Regions from separate parts of the Homo sapiens genome. Here region 1 is linked to region 2. A link is a contact called in ENCODE Hi-C or POLR2A ChIA-PET data. All regions are on one chromosome and are shown on one strand. Each heading gives the region's core, a stretch centred on a gene start or an enhancer-like site at or near the end of the contact. The rest is flanking DNA. Distances are from core to core; before and after follow the strand shown. Region 1 has its middle 20 kb from the start of LYST. Region 2 holds the start of TOMM20 (translocase of outer mitochondrial membrane 20).

What was found. A loop is a pair of places that touch in the nucleus more often than their neighbours do. ChIA-PET counts read pairs that join two places held with the same protein, here RNA polymerase II (POLR2A). Pooled maps may share reads with other maps.
Region 1: a pooled map shows a loop between it and region 2 (3-fold over the local background). The contact joins the enhancer-like site here to the promoter of TOMM20 in region 2. A Hi-C loop is called at or near these places in 1 of 50 pooled maps. POLR2A ChIA-PET finds 5 or more read pairs at or near these places in 3 of 52 experiments (GM10248, GM12878 and endothelial cell of umbilical vein).

The regions. Positions count from the first base shown.
Region 1 is chr1:235,884,548-235,889,862 of GRCh38, reverse strand. No RefSeq gene overlaps it. Among named protein-coding and RNA genes, the nearest start is that of LYST, 20 kb to the right of the region's middle. Within about 2 kb of position 1,647, at least 5 of the 41 ENCODE cell types and tissues checked have a DNase peak (open chromatin) inside an H3K27ac peak, as active enhancers do; they include GM12878, where a contact is called at or near this core.
Region 2 is chr1:235,126,830-235,132,359 of GRCh38, reverse strand. TOMM20 (translocase of outer mitochondrial membrane 20) reads left to right here and starts at 3,523. Exons shown (of 5, transcript NM_014765.3): 1 at 3,523-3,765. The coding sequence starts at 3,645. It overlaps SNORA14B (small nucleolar RNA, H/ACA box 14B), which reads left to right and starts at 4,423; the gene lies at 4,423-4,557. LOC105379283 (a long non-coding RNA gene) reads left to right here and starts at 4,159. Exons shown (of 2, transcript XR_949295.4): 1 at 4,159-4,731; 2 at 5,391-5,441. RBM34 (RNA binding motif protein 34) reads left to right here. Exons shown (of 11, transcript NM_015014.4): 11 at 363-1,177. The coding sequence ends at 647. RefSeq lists enhancers at 3,246-3,345, 3,576-3,795.

The DNA of each region.
Region 1 (5,315 bases), core at 398-2,897, 760 kb before region 2:
CTCCCAAGTAGCTGGAACTGCAGGCATGGGCTACCACACCAGGCTAATTTTTGTACTTTTTTGTAAAGACAGGGTTTCACCAAGTTGCCCAGGCTAGTGTCAAACTCCTGGGCTCAAGCATTCTGCCTGCCTCGACCTTCCAAAGTGCTGGGATTACAGGTGTGAGCCACTGGAGGGGAACCACCCCATCTTTTTTTTTTTTTTTTTTTTTTTTTTTTTGCTGTTTGTTGTTGTTGTTGTTTGTTTGCTTTTCTGTTTTGAGCCAGAGTTTTGCCCTGTCACTCAGGCTGGAGTGCAATGGAGCAGTTTTGGCTCACTGCAACCTCTGCCTCCTAGGATCAAGTGATTCTCCCATCTCAGCCTACCGAGTAACTGGAATTACAGGTGCCCGCCACCATGCCTGGCTAATGGTTGTATTTTTAGTAGAGACAGGGCTTCATGATGTTGGCCAGGCTGGTCTTGAACTCCTGACCTCAGGTGATCCAACCGCCTCGGCCTCCCAAAGTGTTGGGATTACAGGCGTGAACCACCGCGCCCAGCCTTTTTTTGTTGTTGTTTTGTGAGATGGAGTCTCGCTCTGTTGCCCAGGCTGAAGTGCAATGGTGCAATCTCAGCTCACTGCAACCTCTGCCTCCCGGGTAAAAGCAATTCTCCTGTCTCAGCCTCCCGAGTAGCTGGGATTACAGGCACACACCACCATGCCCAGCTAATTTTTGTATTTTTAATAGAGACGGGGTTTTACCATGTTGGTCAGGCTGGTCTCAAACTCCTGACCTCAGGTGATCCACCTGCCTTGGCCTCCCAAAGTGCTGGGATTACAGGTGTGAGCCACCGCACCTGGTCACAATGTAACCATTTTTAAGTGCACAGTTCGGTGTCATTAAGTATATTCACATTCTTGTGCAAACCTCACCACTATCCATCTCCAGACTTTCTCCTCTTCCCAAACGGAAACTTTGTACCCACTAAACAACTCCCCATCCCCTTCTCCCAGCAGCCCCTGGCAACCACCATTCTACTTCCTGTCTCTATTAATTTGACTCCTCCAGGTACCTCATATAAGTATAATCATACAATATTCATCCTTTTGTGACAGGCATGTTTTACTTATCATAACATCCTCAGTGTTTATTCATGTTGCAGCATGTCTCAGAATCTCTTCTCTTTTTAAGGTTGGATAATATTCTATGATATGGATACCTCACATTTTGTTATATTAATCCACTGAGGGACACTGGGGTTGCTTCCACCTTTTGACTACTGTGAATAACGCTGCTTTAGACATTACTGTACAAGTATCTATTTGAGATTCTACTTTCGATTCTTTTGAGTACATCCCCAGAAGTGGAATTACTGGATCATATGGTAATTCTATGTTTAACTTTCTAAGGAATGGCCTTTTTATAGCAAGAAAGGGTTCTAGGGTGTGGGGGGTGGTGAGGAGGAGGGATGGTAGTTCCGAGAATCGAGATTACTTCAACATTCGTAAGAACCTCAAGGATGGTAGGTTGGAGGGATCTGAAAGTTAGTGTAGCACAGCTGCCTTCTAACACCTACAGACTCACTTCTGTGCGGCTTCCTTCTAGGGCTGAAATGCTCTGAGGTCTCCCTGTGCTGCCTTTACCTCTCGTGGCCACAGAGATAACATGAATCTGTCTGCTTTGTGACAGCCCTCAGGCCTCGGAAGACAGCTTTCTTGTCTCCCTGTCTTTTGTCTTCTAGAGAAAGCTTTGGGCTTTAATTTTTTTTTTTTTTTTTTTTTTTTTTTTGGTAGAGACAAGGTCTTGCTATGTTGCCCAGGCTGGTCTCAAACTCAAGGCCTCAAGTGATTCTCCTGCTTAAGCCTTCCAAAGTGCTGAGATTACTGGCATGAGCCACCATGGCCAGCCTGCTGTTTTTTAACTGTTCCTCCTATGACTCAGTTTTAAGACTCCTTATCCTAGGTACTCTCTGAATGAGTTAATTTCTGTACAATACTTATAAGAGTGGTACTCTAAGCGGAATGAAATACCCCTGGCAAAGTCCAAGCAGCATGGCCTAGAGAGAGTTTATCACTTCCTTTATTCTAAAGCGGGGCATCAAATGACTGCTTGGGCAGGGCAGGGAACAGAAAGGTGCAAGTCAGGCCTCTATGAGACAGCTGGGATGGGTAAAACCCAGGGTTAAATGGGAAGCATGTTGGCTTGCAAAGGTATTTACCTGGACAACAACAGCAGCCCCAACCAAAGAGAGGATTTACCCTAAGAAGAAACCATCCAGCCCACTGTTTCCTTTATTTTTTGATAGGTAGGTAAAAGGTGGATGAAGGACTGCAACCATCACAATGTGGCCTCATATGGAGCTTGCTTTCAACTAAAACCCTGAACACCTTTTCCCACAAGTGCTGCAAAATACCTCCCACCTATTCTTTACTCAAACCATTGATGTTTTCGACTCAACGGCAGGGCCTGACATGGCACTGACCTCTACTAAATGCCATGTTAGAATGATCTCATCTCTTTAACCCTTCAAGACTTGTCTAGTCTTATTCTGCCATCCTGTGTATTTAGTCCATCTCCCAACTTTATATCTTAGCTTGTCAATGCTTCTTAGCAATGATGAAGGAATTTTAGGAGCTTAATTGACTTTTTCAGTCCTCTCCATAAATTAGTGTGGTATGTACCACCTCAGCTGGACAGTTGCTCTTATATCTTTCATATTGAGCTGATTTCTGAACTCTCCCAAACAGCCAAGCATAGAATGAAGCCTTGTGAAGGATCACAACTTGAAGTCTGTCTTCCACTTCACAACTTCCCATAACTTCTGACATATTTTTAATATGCCATTCTCTCTTCTCTAATAAGAATGGCAGACACCCTGTGAGTAGGCTATAATATTTAATGAGTTACTATGTTTGCCTGTGGATATTTTTAAAGGAATACAGTAACTCTTTAGGAGACAAATGCTTTTTTCCTCCTTGAATAGAATGCCAAGTAAAATTTGGGTAAATTTATAAATATTTCTTTTTTTTTTTTTTGAGATGGAGTTTCACTCTTGTTGCCCAGGCTTGAGTGCAATGGCACGATCTCCACTCACTGCAACCTCCACCTCCCAGGTTCAAGCAATTCTCCTGCCTCAGCCTCCAGAGTAGCTGGAATTATAGGCATGCGCCACAGCGCCCGGCTAATTTTGTATTTTTAGTAGAGACGGGGGTTTCTCCATGTTGGTCAGGCTGGTCTTGAACTCCCAACCTCAGGTGATCCACCCACCTCGGCCTCCCAAAGTGCTGGGATTACAGGCGTGAGCCACTGCACCTGGCCTATAAATGTTTCTTTAACAAATAAACATGGTGGGGGCAGTCAGACCTATATTATCCACCTTATTTTTCTTTTTGCCTTGATTACCAGCAATCTAGGCCAAATTCAGAGCCCAGATAATTGGCTCATCTCAGGCAATTTGTTATATTCACCCCATTTACAGAGCCCCTAGTGTATTTTTTATCTTAAATTACCCTAGTTTTGGAATCGGTATCAACTTTCTCAAGCCAGTTAGTATCACTCTGCACATCACAAGAATATTTAAGTAAACGGTAGCCACTCAGAAAGGATTTCTGTCTTCCAAATGAATCATTTGCATCCTGCTCATTAACAAGGGCCTCTAAGTTCATAATAAGGCCAAGATATATTTTTTTCCAAAACGTCTTCAAGAGGAAAATATTAATTCAGTACATCAAGTTATGATAGGTGATCTAACAACATTAGTAGAATTAAATGAGGCAGGAAGTGCCATGAGAAATGCAAGTAACACTTAGAGAGGTAAAGCCTTCACAGCTCTTCAAAATGCTTCAGGGGCTTTTTAATAATATGTGTTACAGCACGAAACAGAGCTAACCCACATTTCAAAGGAAAGAAGGCCTTTTTCTCCTAAAGGTATATGTTCACAGTGACTTTATTATCCACAGCATTCAGCCAGTTTTCATGTTGGATAGATAAAGAACTTTCTCTCAATACCTTTGACCCTTAACATCTCTGCTGGGTGTGAGTTAAACTCAGCTGATGTGAGAACAGTAAATATAGTCAAACCCACACTCTTTACATTGAGTGCAGCTGGGGGAATTCATCGACATGGCCTAAACAGTGATAAAAAGGGACTGCAATAATGATGTATTGAAGAAATATTTATCAAGAACCTAATACCTACATGGTACCTAAGATACTAGAATACATTTATAAATATTTGTTGAGGAACTAATTATAAAGACTATTCCAGGTGCTTTAGGGTTCAGCCACAACCTATTATAAGTAATACCTATTATAAGTGGGTGCTTGTAATAGATATTACCATATTATCTAAGCACTCACTTTAATACTCATTGTTCTGGGCTCCACCTGATGTTATGATATGAATCTTTTTAGCTATACTCTGATCCAGAAGATCACATGATTAGCATCAATTTCTAAGGACAGTAATAAACTTGATAGTTCTGAGCAAATACATACACTACAGAATAGTCATTCAACAAATATTTATTGCCTGCCTACTATGTAGTCTATATATACCTATATGTAACACACATGCAAAGAACAGTCTAGTTAGTAGTTTAGAAGGAAGGAATTGGATGTTAAACGGGCCTGGGTTCAAGCACTGGTGCCACCCTTTAAAAGCAGTGAAACATTGAACAAGTCTTAGATTCCTTATCAGTAAAATGGGAATAAAAGTACCTATCTGGAAGAATTGTTGTGAGGATTACATACAATAACACTGATGAAATACTAGCCCAGGACCTGGCATAATTGCCAATTTAAAAAGAGCAACTTGGCAAAGTGCTAGTTGGGAGGCCAAGGCGGGAGGATTGCTTGAGCCTGGGAGTTCAAGACCAGCCTGGGAGAAATAGCAAGACCCTGCCACTAAAAAATAAAAATAATTAGCTAGGCATGGTGGTGTTTTCCTGTAATCCCAGCTACTCAGGAGGCTGAGGCAGGAGGATCACCTGAGCCCAGGCGTTTGAGGCTGCAGTGAGCTAAGGTCACACAACTGCGCTCTGGCCTGGGCTTCAGAGCAAGACCCTGTCTCAAATGAAAAAAAAAAAAAAAATGCCATTGTTTATATATATATGTACAAAAGTTTCTAAATAAAAATATTAATTCAGAAATCCATAACAGACATATTAAAAAGATGACAGTAGTTTTTAATTAAAATATTTTAAAGGTAACAACAGGAGGAGGAAAAAAAAAAGGCATATTTTAGCACAAAGGAACGGCAAAAAAAAAAAAAAAAGACACTAGGAGTTTGGTGAAAGTTTGCCACCAGAAAGCTAGTGGCAGTATCCATGCTTC
Region 2 (5,530 bases), core at 2,274-4,773:
TCCAGCCTGGCAACAGAGCGAGATTCCGTCTCAAAAAAAGAAAAAAGAAAAAAAGCCAATATTGCATATGACTAATCTAGTCTAGAACCTCATTTTACAATGAAAAAAAAAAACCACGAAGCCTGTAGCATTGTGACTTAGCTGAACATTTCACAAGGCAGCTTGAGTGCTTTCTGAGGAAACACTGGTGACGAGCATGGTGATGAGGAGACTTCGAGTGCAGCAGCTGATACACCTGGGATTGGATGGGGCTTATCTGTGCAAGCTTGAAAGTCGTTCTCATCTGTTAAAGTGACACTTTCACTAGTTTCTTTGCAGATGGGTTTCTGGTAGCAATTAATGTATTGTGTTTTCTTTTGCAGAATACAGATTCTGTTCATCTTGCTCTGAAATTAAATAATTCTGAACTCATGGGGAGAAAACTCAGAGTCATGCGTTCTGTTAATAAAGAAAAATTTAAACAACAAAATTCAAATCCACGATTGAAGAATGTCAGTAAACCTAAGCAGGGACTTAATTTTACTTCCAAAACTGCAGAAGGACATCCTAAAAGCTTATTTATTGGAGAAAAAGCTGTTCTCCTTAAAACGAAGAAGAAAGGACAGAAGAAAAGTGGACGCCCTAAGAAACAGAGAAAACAGAAATAACAACCAGGAACTGCTTTTTCTTTTCCTGCTGAGTACTGCTAATAAAAGTGCTATTATCTGCTGATAGCATCGTCTGCTATTCATGTGTTGAGTTTTATACTTCTTTATGGATGGTGTATGTGAAATGTGGAGACTTCCACATTCTCAGTTTATTCACATTGTGATACTACCTTTGAAGGTTTTTTTGTTTTTGTTTTGTTTTTTGAGATGGAGTTTGGCTGTTGTCTCCCAGGCTGGAGTGCAGTGGCGTGATCTTGGCTCACTGCAACCTCTGCCTTCTGGGTTCAAGCGCTTCTCCTGCCTCAGCCTCCCAAGTAGCTGGGATTACAGGCGCCTGCCACCACGCCTGGCTAATTTTTTGTATTTTTAGTAGAGACGGGGTTTCACCATGTTGGCCAGGCTGGTCTCGAACTCCTGACCTCAGGTGATCCACCTGCCTTGGCCTCTCAAAGTGCTGGGATTACAGGCGTGAGTCACTGCACCCAAGCCTCCTTTCTCTTTTGCCTATTAAACCTCTGCTCTTAACCTTACTCCGTGTGTGCTCAAGTTCTTGATTTCCTTGGCATGAAGCAATGAACCTTGGGTATTACCCCAAACGATGTCGCTTCAGTATCTCACTTTGTTGCCCAGGCTGCTCTCAAACTGCTGGACTCAAGTGATCCTCCCACCTTGGCCTCCCAAAGTGCTAGGATTACAGGAGTGAATCACTCATCAATTCCAAGGGGCTAGAACTCCCAGGAACTGGGGACAAAGGCCAGCCAAATTCTTTATTATGCAACCTCGTGTTACTGGAAAAGGATCCAGATCCAGACCCCAACAAAGGGTTCTTGGATCTTGCCTAAGAAAGAATTTGGGGCCAGTCCACAGAGTAAAGTGAAAACAAGTTTATTAAGAAAATAAAGAAGATCACTCACGGTGGCTCATGCCTGTAATCCCAGCACTTCGGGAGGCCGAGGTGGGTGGATCACCAGATGTCAGGAGTTTGAGACTAGCCTGGCCAACATGGTGAAACCCCATCTCTACTAAAAATACAAAAATTTGCTGGGTGTGGTGGCACATGCCTGTAATCCGAGCTACTGGGGAGGCTGAGGCAGGAGAATCGCTTGAACCCAGGAGGTGGAGGTTATAGTGAGCCAAGATCATGCCACTGCACTCCAGCCTGGGTGACAGCAAGACTGTCTCAAAAAAAAAAAAAAAAAAAAAAAAAAGTGAAAGGTTACTTTGTAGAATGGTGCATACCCTAAAGCAAGAGAAGGAACATGTCCACCTTAGGTACAAGGCTTGTTTGTATTGAACAGCAAAAAAATGAGGAAGATGAGCTCTACTCCAAGAGCTTGTGACAAAGGATTTTTTGTGTGTTTGTTTTGAGACGAGGTCTTACCCTGTCACCCAGTTTGGACTGCAGTGGTACAATCATAACTCAACTGCAGCCTCAACCTCCTGGGATTAAGGGATACTTCCGCATCATTCCCCATGTAGTTGGGACCACAGGTGTGTGCCACCACGCCTGGCTAAGTTTTTAATTTTTTTGTGGAGACAGGGTCTCACCATGTTGCCCAGGCTGGTGTTGAACTCTTGGGCTCAAGCTATCCGCCCATCTGGGCCTCCCAAAGTGCTGGGATTACAGGTGTGAGACACTGCCTGGTCTTTGTCAAAGGACTGTTAATCCTGTGTAACTACTGTCTTCTGCAAGGATCAATATTATCTTTAAAGGGAAAATTAAACTAAGAATGCTTTTGTTCTTAAGATATCAGGACATCAGGACATTTCCTGGGTCTGTTAGGTAAACATTATTAACTTGTTCCCTTCCCTGTAAATATCCTGTGACCAAGAATGCCAAACTTCCTGGGAATGTGCCCCAATAGGTCTCAGCCTCATTTTACCCAGCCCCTATTCAAGGTAAGGTAGCTCTGGTTCCAATGTCTCTTGACACTGATGCTTGACTTCGATACCCCTCAACTTACAGTGTCTGTTTAATGCCTGCTTTCTGCCCACGATTTTCCTTGTCAATATCTTAAGTTAGATCATATATATATATATTTTGTTTTTTTGAGACGGACTCCTGATCTGTCACTCAGGCTGGAGTGCAGTGGCTCGATCTTGGCTCACTGCAACCTCTGCCTCCTGGTTCAAGCGATTCTCCCGCCTCAGCCTCCAGAGTAGCTGGGATTACAGGCCCCGGCCACCATGGCCAGCTAATTTTTGTATTTTTAGTAGAGACAGGGTTTCACTATGTTGGCCAGGCTGGTCTCAAACTCCTGGCCTTAAGTGATCCGCCTGCCTCGGCCTCCCAAAGTGTTGAGATTACAGGCGTGAGCCACCGCGCCTGGCCTGATCATGTGTATGTTTTCGTGTGGCTATAAAACAATTCACGTTTTCTATTTTTTCTTCAATTGTGTATATTTTTCAAGAAATTACTCCATTTAATTTTATTCCAGTTATCATAAAATGAGGCTATCCTGTAACATTCTTTTGAAATGGAACCACTACGCACAATGGATTGTGGCAACCTGAAAAGAAAGTACAGTTTAATTCAAACAAGTCACAGGCTGCCTGTGTTAGACAAGATGAAGCATTCGCAGTCTGGGACCCTGCATCTCTGTCTGCCACAAACAAGGCTGTCAGCTAGTCTTCTGAGTACGTGCACGCCAGTAACGCGTACGCCTCGTTACAGCATGGTCGGCGGATATGAAAAAAAGTCCGTGGTCACGTGCAAATTCCCGACTCCAGTGCGTACACCCAGCGGCGCAGGGGAAACGCCGGCTTCGCCCACTGCGCAGGCGCAGGAGCCGCGCTCTGGGCCTCTGCTCAGGCTCTGCCGCGGACGACCTCGAGGCCCTTAGTTGACTGGGACCGGAAGTGGCGTGTGCTCGGCCTTTCTGTGTTCCTGGCCCGCGGCCGTCGGGTGTGAGCTGCGCCGACCGCTCTGAGGGTTCGTGGCCCACCGCTCCTTCGCGGTCCCTGCCGCCACCGTCCACGCTCAGCGTTGTAGAGAAGATGGTGGGTCGGAACAGCGCCATCGCCGCCGGTGTATGCGGGGCCCTTTTCATTGGGTACTGCATCTACTTCGACCGCAAAAGACGAAGTGACCCCAACTTCAAGAACAGGCTTCGAGAACGTGAGTGGGTCCTCTCTCCCCTGGCCAGGCTTGCTGCCTTCGGCCGCCGCCCTTCACAGGAGGGGTCATTGCCTCCCACCAGCCTGTGGGCCGCGCAGGGCGACCGCGTGGTGCGGCCCTCAATAGGCGATGGCGCTGGCTGCGCCGCTCCGGGGGCTCTAGTGCCCCGTAGGAATTCCATTTTGGAGGAAGGATTTTTCCCGTTTTGTTTTCCCCAGACACTTTAGCCGTGCAAATGCACTCTTGATTTCTGTTGCAATCTCGGGTGTGTGTGGCCTGGGGAGGAGGTTGTCTCTTTTTTTGTCGTTCATCTTTTTAAACCTCTACTCTTAACTAAAAAGTCGTGCATTTTTGTCGCAAATTTTAGTCTGAGGCTAAATCCGCATGCTCAGTGCAGTATCATTGTTGCATTCTTTTTTTTGAGACGGAATCTCGCTCTGTCGCCCAGGCTGTAGTGCAGTGGCGCGATCTCGGCTCACTGCAACCTCCGCCTCCCGAGTTCAAGCGCTTCTCCTGCCTCAGTCTCCCCAGTAGCTGGGATTACAGTCGGGCGTCACCACGCCCGGTGATTTTTTGTGTTTAGTAGAGACGGGGTTTCACCGTGTTGGTCAGGCTAGTCTCGAACTCCTGACCTCAGATGATCCGCCTGGCTCATTGCTGCATTCTTAAACCCTCTTGGTAGCTTCGTTCTAAGTGCTTCCAAGATATGAGTGAATGCTATAGAAATTGCAGGGGAGTCCAAAGGGCTGCGCTTCTCCCGTGGCTCAGTCTTATTTCATACCTGCGACATCTTTTAAGAGAGGTCTACCAGAGGGGAATCGTGTCATGAAAACCGTTGTGATCCACCTTGAATTTTCGGAGAATCTTCATTCGCATCATTGAAGAGCAAATTTGTTGCAATAAGAAATATTTTTTGGCTTATCTTGGTTGTTCAGCCAAATTAGTTTTTGGAATTAAAATTGATACGTAAGTTACTAAAGCCCAAGGGGTACAAAGAAGGGATTATTGTTTACTTAAGTAACAGTGGTTACGGTTTAATTCAGCTATACTAAGTCATTTCAAGTGTTCAGTAGCCCTGTGTGAGCAGTGACTGCAGCGCTGATCTTACTAGCACTAAGAATCAGACATCTAGTTCCAGCTTTCTTATGTTTTAGGAGGGAAGGGATATAGACATAATTTGATTTATGACTAGGCAGACTAATAGAATACTGTTTTACATTCAGACCTTGAATTTCTAGGGCCAGGTTAGCGGCATAATTTGGGGTTTCTGAATCCTAATTTCTGTAGTTGTAAAATCAGGTAATGCCACCTACCTCTTGTTGATCTTGTGAAGGTTGAGATGTTTGAATTGCCTTCCACGTTTTCTGACATAGGAAATGCTCCTCCATAAATGCTGGTGGTCATTCTGCCTTCGGGTTATTGTCCTGTAGTTGCCAAAATGGGTGACAGCTGGGGGCTTTGGTACAAATGCAGAGTTATAAAGAATGGATTAACCCTATCTTCCGTTGGAAACCCTGAAGTCCTGTTGCAGAAACAAGAGCTATCATTTTAGACAAATGGAGGAATGTTATTTCAAAATAACTTCTCCATCATTTTCAATCTAAAATTGTTTTTTCTGGATTTAGCGGCAACCTAATGATTACAGTGAATTACTTAGCTGCAGCAGTAACTTTAGGCAAGTAACTTCAAGCTTTAGTTTTCCCTTTTTGTAAAATGGTATAGTGTAGAGTTTTAGTCCTGTTCCTCACACATGGTAATTGATGAA